Regions from separate parts of the Homo sapiens genome. Here region 2 is linked to region 1. Evidence: chromatin contacts called from ENCODE Hi-C or POLR2A ChIA-PET data. All regions are on one chromosome and are shown on one strand. Each heading gives the region's core, a stretch centred on a gene start or an enhancer-like site at or near the end of the contact. The rest is flanking DNA. Distances are from core to core; before and after follow the strand shown. Region 1 has its middle 33 kb from the start of NGF-AS1. Region 2 has its middle 120 kb from the start of NGF.

What was found. Hi-C counts contacts between places; a loop is a spot of excess contacts on that map. ChIA-PET counts read pairs that join two places held with the same protein, here RNA polymerase II (POLR2A).
Region 2: a map of cardiac septum shows a loop between it and region 1 (2.3-fold over the local background). The contact joins two enhancer-like sites. A Hi-C loop is called at or near these places in 3 of 168 maps with a recorded cell type or tissue (Right ventricle myocardium superior, cardiac septum and heart left ventricle). POLR2A ChIA-PET finds 5 or more read pairs at or near these places in 1 of 52 experiments (activated CD8-positive, alpha-beta T cell).

What each region holds. Positions count from the first base shown.
Region 1 is chr1:115,247,152-115,253,905 of GRCh38, reverse strand. No RefSeq gene overlaps it. Among named protein-coding and RNA genes, the nearest start is that of NGF-AS1, 33 kb to the left of the region's middle. Within about 2 kb of position 1,930, at least 2 of the 41 ENCODE cell types and tissues checked have a DNase peak (open chromatin) inside an H3K27ac peak, as active enhancers do.
Region 2 is chr1:115,453,663-115,460,416 of GRCh38, reverse strand. No RefSeq gene overlaps it. Among named protein-coding and RNA genes, the nearest start is that of NGF, 120 kb to the right of the region's middle. Within about 2 kb of position 3,546, at least 6 of the 41 ENCODE cell types and tissues checked have a DNase peak (open chromatin) inside an H3K27ac peak, as active enhancers do.

The sequences.
Region 1 (6,754 bases), core at 681-3,180:
CAATCAGTGTATTTGAAAGTCCATGTAAGCCTTTCCCCTTATCCCTGACCCTGAAATAACTGAAATTGCTGTTAATTATGCTCTTGCTTTCCATTATATGTTTACCATAATTAATATATCCCCCAAAATAAGTTTGTTTGCCTTTTTAGATTTATATAAATTGAATCATACTACATGTATTCTTTCATAATTTTTTATCAATATGAGGTTCACCTCTATTAGTGTGTATAATTGTCATTCACTCATTTTTACTTTTGTGTAATATTTCATTACATAAGTGTACTATGATTTATTTACCCATTCTAGTGTTGATGGACTGGCATTATTTCCATTTTTGCTGTTGCAAACAATGCTGCAATCATAGTCTTGTTCATGTTTCCTGGGGCACCTGTGCAAGTTCTCTAGGAAAGATACTTTGGTGTAGAATTCCTATATCACAGGACATTCACGTCTTCAACAATACCAAGGAATGCCAAATGGTTTTCCCACATGCTTAAGGCAATTTATACTCCAGCCAGCAGTGTAGGAATATTTTTTTTGTTCCACATTCTCCAAATACTTAGTATTGTAAGATTTGTTAGTTTTTGAAAATATAGAAGATATAAGTGCTACCCAATTGTGATATTACTTATGTAGTTGAACATCTTTTCACATTTATTAACCAGTCCTATTTCTTCTCTGCGAAAGGCTTGTTCATATGTTTGGCCCATGTTTCTTTTTCTTATTAATTCACAGAGTTTTGTTCTATAATAGATATTAATTATTTATTAGTTAATATGTTGCAACTATTTTCTAACAATTTGGGGCTTATCTCTTTTCTTTATGGTGTCTTTTGAAAGAAAGAAGTTTTTGATTATGATGCAGTCAAATTTATAATCTAATTTTATAAGGATTTCCTCATATGAATATTGTTTAAGGCATTCTTTCCCACTCCCAAAATTAAAAGCTATTTTCTATATTTTTCATTAAACATTTTGTAGTTTTCCTTTTTCAGTGGAATCCTTACACTTATTTAGAATGTGTGTCTGTGGCAGGGATCCAGTTTTTCCCCCACATAGACGAGCAGTTGTCTTAATGTCATCTGTTAAATGGTTAGTCTTTTCCCAGCTTATCGTCAATGCCAGCTCTTCCTGTAATGGCTTTCATCAGTTATGTATGCGTCTGTCTTTGGGCTCTATTCTGTTCCATTGGGCTTTCTTCCTATCTCTGCACTCAAACCACACTTTTAATTATGATAGCTTGAAATAAGACTTGATTTGGTAGAGCAAGTCTTCCTATCTAACATTTTTCTCTGGGAGTATATTGTGTACTGCATTTTGATCATCCATATAAACTTTAAAAATAGTCAAATTCTTCACAATCTTACTTCAGAATTTTATTAGAATTATATTGAACCTGTGGATTGATTTGGGGAAAATTAATAACTTTTACAATGGTCAGTCTTCCTGTCTGTGACCATGATATGTCTGTATTTATTTAGGTTGTCTTTAATATCTTTCAGTAAATTTTTATACCTCTCTCCATAAAAATCTTGCATATGTTTTTTAAAATCTATTCCTAGGGGCCAGCCTTTTTGAGGGGGAGTGATATTACAAATTCTTTTTTGACTAGGAGGTAGGAAATCCTTCCCTACTCCAAATATTCTCTTCCACGTGGAGGGAGCTTCACCCCTGAAACAATCCTGGTTGTCTCTGCCCCTCACTCACTCTGGCCCTGGGGGAGAAGAAGCAACATAATCTGATTAATGATTTGAAGGGATAAACTTGGCTTTCATGCCCAGGCATTTCCTCTTTCCTTCCTCTTAGGAGCTGCTCTGTCTATGAGAATATGTGGTCTTGATTACTCTAAGCCATGCAGAAAACCTAACAGAAACAACCCCTCCTTTACAGGAGATGCAGAAACACCAGCATCTGGTGTTCATATGCTGCTGGTGACTCACTGGATAAGGCTGTCTGGTTCTGGAATTCAGGATTATGAATCTCTCTTTTGCATAAATATTAGCGACATTCTCCAAAATCAATGTTTTTGGTAATAAAAGTATTTCAGCCTCTATCTACCTGTTCTTTTTTTTTCAGTTTTATTTAGGTAAGATTGATAAATAAAAATTCTATATATTTATGGTATAAAATGTGACATTTTAGTATATGTATACATTGTCAAATGATTACTACAATCAAGCTAATTAACATATCCATCACATCACGTGGTTACCATTGTGTGTGTGTCTGTGTGTGTATGTGTGAGTGGTAAGAACACTTAAGATGTATTCTTTTAGCAAATTTCATGTACATGACACATTATTAGTAACTATACTCACCACGTTTCCTGCATTAGGTCTCCAGTACTTATTTAACTTATAACTGAAGGTTTGTATCCTTTAATGAATACCTCCTCTTTTCCCCCACCCTACAGCTCCTGGTAACCACCATTCTACTCTCTGTCACTATGAGCTCAAATTATTTTTAGTTTCCACATGTTAAGTGAGGTCATGCAGTATTTGTCTTTCTGTGTCTGGCTTATTTCACTTAGCATAATGTCCTCAAGCTTCATCCATGTTGTTACAAACAGTACAATATCTTTTTTTTTTTTTTTTTTTTTTTGAGACAGAGTCTTGCTCTGTCTTCAGGCTGGAGTACAGTGGCACGATCTCAGCTCAGTGCAACCTCCACCTCCCAGGTTCAAATGATTCTCCTGCCTCAGCCTCCTGAGTAGCTGGGACTACAGGCACGTGCCACCGCACCTGGCTAATTTTTGTATTTTTAGTAGAGACAGGGTTTCACCATGTTGGCCAGGATGGTCTTGATCTCTTGACCTCTTGGCCGAGGGTGATCCACCCGCCTCGGCCTCCCAAAATGCTGGGATTACAGGCGTGAGCCACCACGCCCAGCCAACAATATATTTTTTTCAAGGCTGAAGTGTGTGTGTGTGTGTGTGTGTGTGTGTGTGATTTTCTTTATCCAGTCATCTATTGATGGACACTTAGGTTGTTTCCATATGTTGGCTGTTGTGAATAATGCTGCAAAGAACATGAAAGGGCAGATATATCTTCAAGATACTGATTTATTTCCTTTGGATAGATACCCAGAAGTGGGATTGCTGGATTATAAGGTAGTTCTATATTTAATTTTTCGAGGAATGTTACTGTTCTCATAATGGCTGTATCAATTTACATTCTCACTAACGGTATACAAGGGTTCACTTTTTTCCACATTCTCACCAACACATACTATCTTTTGACTTTTAACAATAGCCATCCTAACAGGTGTGACATGATATCTCACTGTGGCTTACATTTGGTTTCCCAGATAATTAGTGATATTGAGTTTATATACCTGTTGGCCATTTGTATGTTTTCTTTAAAAAAAAGTCTATTCAAGTCCTTTGTCCATTTTTAATCGGGTTATTTGTTTAGTTTTTCTGTATCTCTATGTTTTGTCTGGTTCAGAACTCAGGCTGGGAAAATAGATGCTATTAATTGGAATCCCTCAAACTCAATATAAATGTAAAATACTGCCATTATATAGACACACCATAGACTTTTCTATTTATATATAGACATTTGTATTTATACATTGATATCTGACAAACATGAATCTCTAAATTTTAGTTATTTATTTGCAGATTATTTTAGTTTTTTGTATTGAAAACCATATCTATAAACTACATTTTTATTTTTTTCATTTTTTTCCTATTCAAATCTTATAAATTTCATTTATAATTCTTGTTTTATTTGCTAGGTATATCATCTAGAAGAATGTTAAATAGAAGTGTGATAGTAGGCATTCTTATAAGACTTGCTTAGAAAACAGTCTGGGCATGGTGTTTTCTCTTTAGGAAGCTCTTTCAATACTTAATTCCTTAAAATGTTCATACAAACATTCATATTTTCTAATTTTTCTTGGATTAAGTTTGAAAACATTTTATAATGTTGAGTCCAGGAATTTTTCCCTTTCACCTATGTTTTCCAATTTTATTGGTATAAAGTTTTTCATTATACCCTCTTGTCTTTTAAATATTTCCTGTTTCTATAGATATGTTATGATCTATATATGACATACCTCCTTCTTTTCTTCATCAATCTTATAATTGATTTTATAATTTTTATCAGTGTCTCCACTCGGGCTTCATTGATCTTTTATCTTAGTTTTTTAATGCATTAATTTCTGTTCCTATCTTCTTGATTTCCCTTATTCTACTTTATTTGACTTGGTTTTGTTTTTTTCTAACTTAATTTACTAATTATGACCTAACTTCTCTTCTAATGTAAACATTTGAGACTATAAATTTTCCTCTGGGTACAGCTTTAACCATACTTCAAAAGTTGCTATTTTATTGTTATTACTTTTTAAAAATGTTTAGCCATTTTACTATAAAATGAAAAACATATACATAAAACGGCATAAACAAATGTATAGACTAGTGAAATATTTTAGTCAACATTCCTGAACCATCACTATGGTAGAAAAAGAAAATAGAATTTTGCCAGCCACCCAGGAGCCCTCCATTTGTCTTGGCCCAATCTCAACCCCCTATTCCTACAAAAGTAACCATATCCTGATTTTTACGGTAATCACATAAGAATGTTTTTTAATGGCTTTTTCTCTCACCTAAGTATGCATCATTAGATACTATAGCATTCTGTCATGTCCATTTAAAAAATATTGTTAGTTAGGTCTTTAACATTTCTTTTACTCTACAGTTTTTCATCCATTTCTTTCTTTTTTCTTTTAATTTAGCTGTTGAAACCCAAGACTTTTGACTCCCAGAGTTTCCTACAGTCTGGATTTTGCTTATGGCATGCCCATAGTGGAGTTCAACACATTCCTCTGTTCCCTGGATTTTTTAAAAAATGGCAGCTGCATCTAGAGGCTCAATCAGATTTAGGCTTGATCTCTTTCACAATACTACAGGTGGTGTAACGTTTATTCATCAGGAGGCATACAATGCCTGGTTGTCTCTCTTCTTGTGATATTGTTGCTTATTGTCCAGATCCAATAATTAATTAGCAGTTGGATTATGGTGATATTTCTAATTTTATAATTTTGTTTTTATTTGTTAGCTGGGAGAACTTTATAAAGAAATTCTTCCCTCATTTTGCTACTTTGTTACTCAATAATTCAGTTCATTTAGGAAGGCAGAATAAATGCTTATTATTTCCTCTTACTAATTTTAAGATAACAAATTGATTTTCTATCATCACCCAATTAGTTCTTAAAATATCATTATAAACACAAGAATGTAAATATATTTCAATTTTCTTATTCTTATTGATTCTTTATCCCTTCTTTGGCCAAAAGGAGTCTCTTCAAGTTGGTTCCTTAGTCCTTTCGTTATGATTTTAATAGTCTTTGTTACTTTCTTTGCTATTTTGCATGACAAAATATTCTAGTCTAATCTAATACATTCCTTTGCCAAATGTTGAATCAGTCATTTCTCCAAAAAGCCCTGGTATCTTTTCGAAGGAAATGATAATTCAATATTACATTCTAGGTTCTAGCAATGTTCATTGATACTGGCCTAGTCTTTCTCTAGGCCTTTCAGTAGATATACATATATAAAAATTGTTTTTATCCTCAAGGACATGAAGGGTAATAGAATTAAAATATCCATTACTATTCATTTGCTTTAATCCACATTTCACACATATCTGTCTGAGCATAATACTACTACTGCCACCACCAATCATGATTGTAAAATATATTTGCATATGCTATTCCTATTCTAGCCCAATTTTTATGCTAATAGTAAGCATACATTGTCAAATGTATGCCATTACATATTGTGTAGCCACAGAGATGAGTTGCCAAATTCTCCTTCACAGAGGGACTTTCTGCCCAGTTTCAAGAAGTTGGAGCAGTAGAGAGCCTACACTTGGAAGCTACTTCAGAGTCTACAAAAAGATACTTTCCTGAGATACTTTCCTGAGATACTGCAAAGAGATACTTTCCTGAGATTATGCTCTTCTTATTGCAGTCTTCATCTAGTGATTAAGAGAGGAGGGGGTATAAAGACCTGGCCTTTTTGGGCTAATGGCAGACACTCTGATAGTCAATACTTGCTCCAGACTTCTTGCCAAGTTGGCTAAGACTTTGTTGGGTTTGTGTGATAACCCAACAATCCTGCTTTCTCTCCCTTTCCTTCATAGGTGTTGATTCCCTAATAAACATCTTAAGCCCCAAATTCCGTCTCAATGTCTGCATCTAAAGAATCCAAACTACAACAGTTAGTACCAGAAATGGTGTGAGAAAACAGGCAATAAAATGATATTTTGAAGCTGGATTACTCAATGCTTATCTGGCAATGAGAACCCCATCATTGATGATAAGACAGTGTACCAATGGCCTCTGGCATGAGGTGGTGGTCCAGTCATTAAAACCATTAGGTGATGAATTGGGAGAATATACTAGGGAAAGAGAATGTAGTAGGGGTGATGTACAAGTTGTTTGATATGTATGGAGAAAATAGGGCAGGATTAGATGGCTATAAATAAGCACCATTGATGCACTACAGAAAGGTAAGGAATAACTAAGCATAATATGCAATTGAAAATCTGCTGTGAAAGCCGGAGAGCCTCTTTAGGTGCTTACAAAGAAGCTCTCATTTCCCATTATCACTTAATAGAATGGCTAAACATCAAACATGGTTAAATGCACAATAAAGTAGGTCTGATTTAACAAGATCGGGCCCCTATTTGAGAAATCTGGAACCTGGAAACATGAGATAGGGATATCTAGATATCTAGGCCCTGAGTATT
Region 2 (6,754 bases), core at 2,297-4,796, 200 kb before region 1:
CCAGATTCCCCAGAATCTCCCTCATCCCCCACCCTTGCTCCTGCTCCTTTCCATAGTCATAGAAGGCATCCCTCTACCGTTGTCATGGACACACCAAAAGGGGTGCGACCTGTGAAATGACCCTCCCCTTCCCCTTCTCCCATCAGAAGATGCTCAGGCCCTCCTAGTTTCTCACATCTTGGGTACTTTTCAGAGATGCCAGAAGGAAGTGGGTTTGACTGCCCCTAGGTGCCCAGCTTTCTGAGCCCACCCAGAAAGGGAGATGAGAGTCCCTGAAGCAAGTAATATCTATTCCCCATCAGAGTCTCCAATTTGCTCCATGCCTTCCCCCTACTTACTTCACAGTCAGGCTGGGGCATGAGGCAGAAAAACGTCTTTTGCCCTGCAGAGACTCCTGTCCCTTCTCAAGGCATGTGGCCAGAACTGCAAAGCCCAGAGTCTCCCAGGCAGTAGTCTTGGGGCAAGAAGCATGGGACAGGCGGTCCTGCTCCATCCTGACTGTCTTCCACAGTGGGGCCTCTGCAGTGCTAGATCTTGGGGCCCCTGGGTTGCAGTGGAAGATGACAAGCCCTGAAATGTGGTTACAGGGGCCCACAACACATGCAAGGTCACAGGGGCACATGACCATGAACACATATGTGGATTCTCACACTTTTATCCTTATCCCCATAAACCTGCTCATGCACAGACAGGCCCAGAACCATCAGCCTCTTCCTACCCACAGCCATCGTCAGAGAAAGGCATGTTCCAGGGGCTAGGAGAATGGCTGTCTTTATAGAATAAAGGTTGAGTTTGTAATTCCTCACTCAGAGGTGCAGAGAGGCACACCCAGCTGCTTGGAGATGAAATGCTCTCTCTAAATATCAACAGTGTCACCTCTGTCATCCTGTGCTGTCACATGAGCTCACCATGGTATGGATAAGTGGAGAGGTCCTGGAGGGATGTTCACAGGTAGAGACAGGGTTAAGCAGGTTGTCACATTTCCATGGTGGCCTGTCTCTTGCCAAAGCAGCACAGCTCTGCCTCCATCCCATGGAATCCTGGTTTCTATCATGGGCGCAACGCCACGGGGCTTCACAACATGGTGGTGGGCCCCACAGTCCCTGTGGAAAAGAACATTTCCATCCTAGACCAAGCAGGATAGGGGTAGTCTGCAGCTCTCAAGTAGGGCTGTGTTTTTTTGTGTGTGTGTTGGGGGAGGGTGGATTTCCTGGGGTTTCCTTACTGCCAAGTTCTACTCCTTCCTGCAGCAATTCCAACTCTCCAGCTATTGGGGCTCCTAGGAGTGTATAATTAGCATTCCCTGGGCCACAAAGGTCCGCTTGATCTCCACCAGGGCTGACTCCCATGGAAACCCTGCCATCTCATAGAGGCATCACCGTGCAACACGGGAGACAAGCCCTGGTTTCAGGAGCCCTGGGGGCCAGTATTAGGCTTGCCACTCGCTGGCTGTGTGCCTTGAGTTATTATCTTTCTGAAGCTCAGGTTACCACCTGTCTAGAGGGGGAAACACATGCCCAACTCCCTGGGCTGTTATGCGGATAAAGTGAAGTGACATATGAAAAGTATTGGAGCAGGAGGGTGGATGGCTGAGTCCACTGTTGATTATCTTGCACGTGGGGTGGGGCTTTAGTGCCTTACTACCCCAGCAGAGATCTGACCGTGAGGGAGGATGATATTTAAGCCTTTCTGGACAGGATAGCTTCTGGGGGTGGTTGGCCTCATCTTCCAGAGTGATCAGTCCAGCTGGCTGGTAAGTTTCCTGGGAAAAGAGGTGTTTAACTGGTTTGCCCACCTTTGGTCCAGATCAGTGCTACTTAAAGTATGGGCTGTGGCCATGCCTCACTATAAAATGTTTGTTTCTGGACAGCCATGAGATAAATACAGGAATTAAAAGGAAGTCCAGAAAATGTTTTAGAGATTTGACATTGCTGAAACATCCAAGCATCAACCAATATGGCCATACCCTTAGTTAAATTTATAAAATTTTAGTTTTCTAGTGATTCATTTTTATTGTATTTTTATTGATTAGGAATGGATTGGAGGCAAAACCTGGTCCTTTATATTGTTCAGTAGTCCTGGACGTGCCCTGGGCTTCAGGGGGCTGGAGGTGGGGCTCACTGTGTACCCATCCCTTACCTCCCAATAGCTGCTCATCCTGGCACTTCCAGCAGCCAGGACAGGGGGACTTCCTCTGCCCAGATGGAGGGTTCTGTTCATAAGGGACCAGGAGGACCAGGAGTCCAATCTCTGGCCTGGGACAGAGAGCAAGGAGGGGATGCAGCTAGGGTAGGCACCAATGAGCTCAGGGGGCTGAGAAAGGTGACTTTGGAACACCTATTCATAAGCCCATCCTGTGCTTCTCTTCTGTTTCTTTTTGTTCATACCCCTCTCCCAATCTTTTTTTTTTTTTTTTTTCTGACACAGGGTCTTTCTCTGTTGCCCAGGCTGCAGTACAGTGGTGTAACCATGGCTCACTGCCAGCCTGGACCTCTTGGGTTCAAGTGATCCTCCTGCCTCAGCCTTCTGTGTAACTGGGACTACAGGCATGTGTAACCACGCCTGGCTAATTTTTAAATTTTTTGTAGAGAGGGGGTCTCAGGGCCTTGCTATGCTGCCAGGCTGGTCTTGAACTTCTGGGCTCAAGCAATTCTGCCTCAGCCTCCCGAAGTGCTGGAATTACAAATGTAAGCCATTGCACCAGGCCCTTCTTTTTCCTTGACATCTATGATGCTCAAGGCTGAGTGCTGTTTAGCCAGCAGGACCATTTTAGCTTAGGTTGTTAGCCCCTCCTTCAACATGGCTTTGAGTTATAATGTTTACCAGTGTTATCTTAAATACATTTTATATTAAATTGCTTTCTTTTAGAGAACAAACAGGGTATCACTTAGAAATAACAAACACTAAAGAATTTGCTAGTTGCCCAGCTCTCCCCCCTTCTTGGCTCACTGCCCAGCTCCTCTCTTGAGCCTATGAATTACGCTCCCCACTGACGGTGAGTTCCTCAGGGAAGGTGGAGGCCATGTTCACTCATCTCTGTGTCTCAGAGTGCTTGAAACAGTGTCTTGCATATGGCAGGGCCTCAGAAAATGCTTGTTAAATATATAAAAGCAAATGAATAATAGCTTGTTGTAACAGAAATCCAGAAAGCGGAGCTAAGTCCAATGTGCCTTCACCCACCTGTAATCCAAATCCATTCTCTGATAACAATGGCTGTGAACCCCCTCTTAAGCTATATGGAGAGTCAGTGAAGAACATAAACGATCTAGGTTACCTACATCACCTCCCCTTCCCCTCTCTTGGTGGAATTTCTTCCCTTCCTTCTTAGGGTTAACAAGGCTAATTTGGAAGATACATTCCATGCAAGACTCAATAAGTTATTTATAATTTCCACAGTAAAACAGGGCAAGTAGCTCTAAGTAGACAATAACCCCAGCCAGTCGTGGCAAGAGATGAGTGAAATGAGGCCTGGTTTGAATGTGTGTGTGTTGAGGGGCGGGAGGGTTGGCTCTGAGCCCTGCTCCTCAGTGTCCTGGCTCACTGTGGGAAAGAGGCATGTAGGCACAGTCCAGAGTTAATGACAGTCCGCTCAGTGGCCCTTCCCACCCCCTTGTCCTGCCCTGGGCTTTTGATTATGATCTGCAGTTGGATTTCAACTGGAACAAACCCCTAGCATGAGCAGCCTAAAGCCTTTCACCCATGTCTAAGCCGCTCGCATTTCTCCCATCTGATCCTCACGTTTGCTTTGTGTGCCTGGTATGGCATTAATGTCTGAGGGATGAGTCGTCACAGGGACTCACTCCTCTTTAAAAATGGAACTTGGAGTAATTCGAACAAGAGGTATGGGGTAATAAATGCCTGTGCTGGGCCAAGCATTGGGGCTTGGCACTGGGTATGCCGAGATGAGTTAGTCCACCCCCTGCCCTGCGTGTGTCCATGGCCAACTCACACGCTGTGACCGAGTGACAAATGCTGATGTGGGTGGAGAGGCTTCCCTGAGGAGGTGGCATAGGGCAGCATTCTGAAGGTTGTTGTGGATTCTGCCCAGAGGAGCAGGAAAGGAGGACCCTGTAGGGAAGGTGCATGTCGAGATTGGCGAGGTATAAGCAGTTTTCCAGGAAATGGTGACCTACTGAGGACTACTGTTCAGCCAGAGACGCCCGGTAGTGACCCATCCACTGGCACTGCTGCTCAGCATGGTCTGGGGCCTGATTATACCAGAATCCTCTGGAGTGCTTGTTAGAAAAGTAGATTCTAGGTGTTGAGACCCTCTGCCACAGGCTTACACCTATTCCCAGCCTCATCCCTGCTTGGCCAGGGACTAAGTGACATACTGGGGCTGTGGACCTGAGAAATGCCATTGGCTGTACAGAGCAGGACTCATTGTCATCACGTCCTCCCCAAACTGCATGAGTAAAACTCAAAGGAAATGTATATCACGGTCACAAGTGCTCAGGACGTGACTCTGGGACTGTTGCCTTAGCCCACTGGTCTTGGCACAGTGAGAAACTGAAGTCCTCTCAATCAGCCTGATGATCTGAAAGTTTGTGATTAGCAAGGTACAGATCAGTTATTCCCAGCCTCCTTCTTGGGAAATTTGACAAGTTAATCTAGAATATCTAGATCTGTGCTGTCTAACATGGCAGCCACTAGTTTACATGAGGCTATTTAAATAGAACATTGTCGTCATCACAGAAAGTTCTACTGAATAGTGCTCAAGAGAAAATAAATTCTATGCTTAAAAGTGTGACTCAGGAATTTGACATTGGTTCTCCTGTGTGTGCTGAAGAGATGGGACAAATGTCAGCCCCAAACGACAAAGCTCAAGGTTTGTGTGTCAAATACCTAGACAGCCAGTCCATCTGGTTAGTCAGTTTGGTGGAGGAAAAGAAATTAAACTGGTTAGTAAACATCGTCTGTAGCAGTGATGACATTGCTAGCTTCTTATATAATTTCCTTTTCAACTATTCAGTCATTTTACAAACATTTGTGGGGTACCTGTTATGTCTCGGCACCATGTCTAGACGCTGGGGATACAACAGTGACAAGACAGATGTTGCTCTTAGCCCTGTGGAGCTCACAGTCCTGTGTGGCCGAGTGTTAGTCTCTCAGCTGAAACACTGAGCATTTCCAGAGCGGCTTAACATTTCTCTCCCAGGACGTGTTTCAACTAACTGCCTGTGGCTGTCAATAAAAAGATACAGCCAAGTTCTAAAGATCCCAAATTGGGTTTCGTAGTGAGCAATTCACAACTGTACCCCGAAATGTCCTAGGCTTTCTCTATGAGCCTCTGCAACCCAGACCAAGCCGGAGCCATCTGGACACGTTTAGATGAATGGAGGTGAGGGAGGAGTCCTGGCAGCAGCTTGGGAGGCCGCCCAGAGGGAACTCCTGGAGGCAGCTGGAGTAAACAAGTGCCGAGTGGCTGGTGAAATGGTTTGGCTGTAGAGGCTGATACACCCAGGCTCAAAGCTTTGAAGAGAGTAATAACAAATGGCTTTGATTTAATTACACACCACAGACTTTCTAACGGACTTTTGAGGAAGGCAGCACTTCTGAGATCCAAGTCTGGCAAGAATTTGCCATAGGTGATTTTTCAGGTTATTTTACTTTGTGAGACTCAGGAAATAAACAAGGCCTTTGAAATCAATGTGTGTGTGTGTGTATGTGTGTGTGTGTGTGTGTCTGCAACTTAATTTTCTAATTTCAAAATAACAGAATAACAAAGTTTGTGCCTGATCATAATGTATGTCTCAAATCATAGCTAAAAGCCTTTTTGAGTGCCACTCATTTATTCTCAGAAAAATGTATATAGAAGCATGTTGCAAAGTGTGTTATGAGAAACACAGAGAGTCCTGGGTGGTGGGCTCTTTCAGTTCATATTTAGGAAACCATTTAAAGGACAGAGTAGCAAGGAATGTAATTGCTTATGTTGAGAGTGAGCCATTGTTTCCAAAATTGTCAATACAAATTACTCTTAAGGAACATTTCTCGGGGACTTACTATGTGTTTAGCACTGACCTGGCTGCAAGGGAGATACAAAAGACAATAATAAAAACTTGGCTTGGTCTCTACAGCTTCAGATTCTCAGAGAGAGAGGCACAAGTCAGGCCAAGTGAGTGGGAGAGAATTACCTTTATGGAGGGGATCTGGGAAGTCTTCTAGAAGGAGGGGGCCATGGAACTGTTCAGGCCCAGCGGCTTCACCTTGCACGCTGGAAATTGCCCTTAACTTACTGTCAATAATAATTATGAGAATCTCCATTGAACTTATAAAATATCGAACATGTTTGTGCAACTTTAAGAATTCAGTTGGGGCAGGTAGATATTTATTTTACGACAAAACTCAAAATTGCATTTGTTTTCATAATGAATTTGAAAAGTCCTTTTTAGGGTGAAATCTTTATCAAAAAAGTATATGACACAGGCCTGCCCTTGGGAAGCAGATGTAATAGTGACTCTGTATGCTATAGAGCCAGAGGTCTTTGAAGACTGGCTTCACTCCAGTGAGATATTAGGCAAGTTCCTGAACCTATGTGAGGCTCAGCGTACTCATCTAGAAAATAGTAGTCAGAATACCTATACTATGAAATCAGTTTATGGTGACTCTTTAATGAGATACTTTGATGAATTTCATAGTATACTGTTGGGCATGTGGTAAGTGCTCGGTTAATGTTGGCTCAGATAAGCCTGACTTCCTGATATCTCAGTCTTATCCCATCTTAACTAGCCTACCTATCATGTGGTCACTTACA